Regions from separate parts of the Mus musculus genome. Here region 1 is linked to region 2. The links are chromatin loops, found by intact Hi-C in ENCODE. Cell type or tissue: heart. All regions are shown on one strand.

Region 1 (2,500 bases), 48 kb after region 2:
CAGGACAGCCACATCCCAGACCTGGCTGTACACTGTAGTGTAGCTCTTAGACATAGCACCAATCTATTCTGGGTTGAAACTGGCTTTTCTGCCTTAGTTTCTAAACCTATTTTAACTGTCCAATTGCAAAATAACACTTAAAGAAACTAAAAAGGTTTAAGCAAAATAGACATTTATTTATTTTAAAAACTGAAAATTCTAAGGGAAGAAGTAGAAAAAAGAAACCCAAACAAACAAACAAATTTGCCAAATCCGTAGAAAAACTCCCATTGGGCTTTTTAGCATCTCGACTTCTACCTTAGAGGCCACTCAGCAGCAGCAGGCTCACTGTGAGAAGACCTGCATTCCCAAAGCTGACATCAAAGCTTATGAGACACCCAACTGGCAGTTCCTAGGCCTTTGGTACTCTGAGTTGTTCCACTGCCTGCCCCTGCAGCAGTGAGACAGGGGATAGGGTTGAGCCCTGTGTCCGTCAGTCGCATACTCTGCCGCTGGTTCTACAAGTGGGATTAGTCACTGACTAGGAACATGGGGAATGAACTGAGGTTAGGATTCACTGAGCAAAGAGCTATGCGCTAGTGACACGCGGATGCTCCAAGATCACAAGGATTAGCTCATTCGTCCATCCCGTGACCAGCCTACAGTTTCTGAACTCTCATTCCTAACAGTTGGTAAACCCGGGTTCCTCTCTTGAGAATGACTGTTCCATGCTACTCCTAATATATGAAACTTTTGTTTTTAAAATAAACCAAAAAGTTTTTTGTTTATTTACAGATATCACTTGCATTTAATAAAATTTCAAGAAACACAAAGTTATAGGTAGTAAGTCCCCTTCTGTCCAAGATTCCTTTGTTCCCTGGAGAGGAGAGCTGTTAGGGGCTTCTCAAGTGCACTCCCAACCGTGCCTGCCGTGTGTTTACCATGTGTGTTTATACCTGCTGGCACACTTCCACTCACGCTTCCTCGTGTAAGTAAGCATTAGTGTAGCGCTTGTGAGCACGGATGTAGTCTACTAATCTATGAACCATCTGCTGCTTACTTTTTTCACTTACTGAGTCTGAAATTTGCTCAGATTAACAGCAAACTCCAGAGCTGGCAAATCCAGATTCAAGTCCAGCTCTGTCCCCTGAGTAACTGTGTAACCTTGAGCTAACTGACCACCTTCTCTGTGCCCCTATCCAACTAGCATAAGAACAACTCCATGTCTCATAGTGTTGTTGGGAGTACTAATTGAATTAGTGTTGAAAGAGCAATGTCTGCTCCAGGGAAGAGTTCTGATGTTGAATTTCCTACCCATCTACTCTGTAAAGGCTGTGTGCTTTCCATGGCTGCTTGGGGCATGCTGTCTTCTCTAAGCTCCATCTGTCTTCTATCACAGGCCAACCTTAGTAACCCTGCATGATAGTAACTTCTCCCTTATCCTGGGGTCTTTGTCACTTTGGGATGTTTTGTTATTGAGATAGCTTTTTAAAAATACTTATTCATTTTTATTTTATGTGTCTGAGTGTTTTTGCATACATGTATGTATGTGCACCATATGTATGCAGTGCCCACGGGGGCCAGAAGAGGGCGTTGGAATCCCTGAAACTGGCGTTGCAGTTGGTTTTGAGCAGCCATGGGGATTTGCTAGAAGAGCAGAAAGTGTTTTTAACCACAGAGCCATTTCTCCAGCCCAGAGATACCATTTTAAAATTATAATCTGTGACTGTTTTGTTTTGTTTTGTTTTGTTGAAACTAGGTTTTACCATGAAGCCCCCTAGCTGGCCAGGAACCCACTGTATAGACAAGTCTGGAATGGGACTCACAGAGGTTGGCCTGCCTCTGCCTCCCAAGTGCTGAGATTAAATGCATGTGCCACTGTGTCTAACCCTTTCTTAATGTAGTGTGTTTATTCTTTGAAGAGTCATAAACTAGATTTTCACCATATTCACTTCCCACTGTTCTTTTTAGCTCTTCTGAGGTCTACCTCCTACCTCCTCTCAGTTTCTTCCTTCCTTCCTCCCTCCCTTCCTTCCTTCCTCCCTTCCTTCCTTCCTTCCTTAATTCATTCATTCCTTTCTTTCTGCCTATGTACTAATGGATATGAGACTATCCACTGACCATGGTCATTCCTATAAACATTTTCCTTTCATAAATGTTACTCTATGCATGTGGAGGTCAGACGCAGCTTTCTAAGGTCAGTTCTCACTTTCTGCCTGTCTCTCTTGTTCCCCACTGTGATGCATCCTCCAGACTTGATGGCCCTGGAGCTCCCAGCTGGTTCTCCTGTCTCTGCCTCCCATCTCTCTATGGGGTGTTGGGATTATAGATGTGCATCACCTAATAGGGCTTTTTACCTGGGTCCCAGGGTCTCAAACTCAAGTTGCTGTGATAGGCATATATAACAATGCTTTTACTCATGAGCCTCCCTGGATGCTGAATTTTTTTTTATCATAGCTTTATTTTGACTCTTTATTGTGCCATTTGCTTCTTATATGTTTAATGATGTGTTTTTCAATGT
Region 2 (2,500 bases):
AAACCAAGTTGTATTCTTTCTAGGAATAAAATAGAACACTCCTGTCTCCTTTTCAGCATGCGTTTTAGCGCTTTCAGTGCTCAGAGTACGGTCTAGTTTGTGACTCCTCTTCAAACTGTATAACTTCTTCCCATTTATGCACTATATGGATTTCAACCTCTGATCTCACTCTCCACACTGTTACCAATGCGGAGTTTCATGATAAGGGAAGTGCGTCTGATTTCACATACTTTAGCAACAAGTTCAATCTGCCTTCACAGTATTGGTGATGGAATTTCCACGTATAAGCATGTTTTCTTTGTTGCCTGATTATGACAAATACTATTTGACACCTTAGAGTGGATGAAATTCTTAGAAATACCCCCCTGAAAGCAGGGGTTGAAAACAGAAAACTTTTGAATATTAAAGCAGGGGTACCAGAAGGATGTAACTGGTTTGGTTGTTCCATGGCAGTGGACTGCAGCCCTCATGTTCTAACCAATGATGCCTATGGACACTATTGCATTCAGAAATGAGCCTTTGCAGACCTCCCTGAGCTAAGAGGTGGTCAGAATGGCTAGTTTCTTAACAAGAGACAAGAGTATGGGCTGGGATGGCTCAGAAGGTAAGAAGACCTATTACTTTTGCTTGAGGACTCACACTGGGTTACCAGCACCCATGCTGGGTGTCTCACACCCACCTGCAATGCTAGCTCCAGGTGAGCTGATGATTTGTCTGGATCACACAGATACCTGTGCCACACAGACACCTGTGCCACATAGACACCTGTGCCACACAGACACCTGTGCCACACAGACACCTGTGCCACATAGAAACCTGTGCCACATAGACACCTGTGCCACACAGACACCTGTGCCACATAGAAACCTGTGCCACATAGAAACCTGTGCCACATAGACACCTGCGCCACATAGACACCTGCACCACACAGACACCTGCACCACACAGACATCTTCACCATACAGATACCTGTGCCACACAGACACCTGCACCATACAGACACCTTCACCACACAGACACCTGTGCCACACAGACACCTGTGCCACACAGACACCTGTGCCACACAGACACCTTTACCACACAGACACCTGCGCCACACAGACACCTTTACCACACAGACACCTGTGCCACACAGACAACTGCGCCACACAGAGATCTGTGCTACACAGGTACCTGCAACGCTTAGACACAGGTGCCTGTGTAGCACAGGCACCTGTAACACTCAGACACACACACACACACACACACACACACACACACACACACACACACACAGAGTGAGAGAGAGAATTTAAAATAAATCTTTTAAATAAAAGAAAGGCAGGTCTCTTTGGATCCAGATGAGAGGAAGCACAGGGAAGGGGTTGACACGATAATGAAGCACGACTGAAATGCTGCAGCCAAGCCTAAGAGGGCAGGCATTGCCGCAGCCACCAGAGGCAGGGGCCAGGCAAAGGATTTCTGTGGAGTGTGGCCTTGGCAACCACATCTGAATGTCAGACCTCTTGCAGCAAGGACTGTGAAGGAACAAATCCCTGACATTGGTTTCTGTTGCCACAGACATAGGAGCCTAGTCTACCTGCTTCCCACACAGGCTTCTGTTTTAGGTATATCCCATGGGATCATTTGGAGCTTGAAGTTTAACTAGATACTTCTTGCTGATGAACAGTCTTCAACTTGTGTTCTAGTAGTATATCCCATTGCCTCTACCTTTGTAACAGTCTTATTTATGTGCCTTTGACAATGGGACTGCCCCACCTTGCAGACTGTAGAGTTTTCCCCATCCCACCTAGTCCTCAGAGGAAAGACAAACACTTTATACTTTGTTGTTTCACCAGAGCTTTCAGGCTTTGTATTTATATCATCAGGGAAAAGAATCATTTTATATACTATATAGCAATGTGCTAAATAGTAACAAGGACACAGTTCTTGCCCTCTCCCCCTCCCCCTCCCTCTGTCCCCCCCACCCCCACTCTCTCTCACAGAGGTCTGTGTTTGTCACTTTCTGTCACTCAGCGCTTGGCTTTGTTAGTTATCCAATGAGTTCCAGGTCCAACTGTCCGCTGAGGTTACAGATACCCCCACCTGCAGGAATGCTAAAGATCCCAACGACCACTCTGTTGAGTCATTTCCCAGGCCCGTAGGTTACAATTTCTAATGTCCCATAAATAATAACAACCATCGTTGTCTTCCATCTATAGGAAGCCTCTGAACTCTAGATGGCAAAACGGTCTCTACAATTTAATGATATAGCTTTAAGGTTGATTACAGGGCTCTTTAAGGTCACTTAAAGACTCTCTAATATACAGTGTGGGGGGGGGCACCTGTGTTTCCCTCAACAACATCCCACTGAGAGGGTTTTTTATAACTTCATAAGTGGAACGCTGAGCGGAGGGTTAAGTACCAAAATAAAACTGCATGCTCACTACCTGATTGATCCCTGGCCTTTCAAAGTTGTATTTCCACTTGAACTCAGTAGTGAGACCCCCGAACTCTAAAA

What was found. Hi-C counts contacts between places; a loop is a spot of excess contacts. Peaks named below come from ENCODE experiments on the same cell type or tissue, not always from the same donor. Only the 100,000 strongest peaks of a DNase experiment are listed, where the experiment ranks them.
Region 1: it touches region 2 in a loop (2.2-fold over the local background); 3 of 42 quality-filtered maps call a loop at or near these places.

What each region holds. Positions count from the first base shown.
Region 1 is chr3:135,644,234-135,646,733 of GRCm38, reverse strand. The region is part of intron 6 of Nfkb1 (nuclear factor of kappa light polypeptide gene enhancer in B cells 1, p105); the gene reads left to right. Among named protein-coding and RNA genes, the nearest start is that of Gm46827, 37 kb to the right of the region's middle. In heart, a CTCF peak has its summit at 1,554 (motif pointing right); no DNase peak of the experiment used is centred here.
Region 2 is chr3:135,692,167-135,694,666 of GRCm38, reverse strand. No RefSeq gene overlaps it. Among named protein-coding and RNA genes, the nearest start is that of Nfkb1, 1.9 kb to the right of the region's middle. In heart, a CTCF peak has its summit at 1,435; a DNase peak (open chromatin) is centred at 1,466; H3K4me3 peaks cover 510 bases; H3K27ac peaks cover 1,612 bases.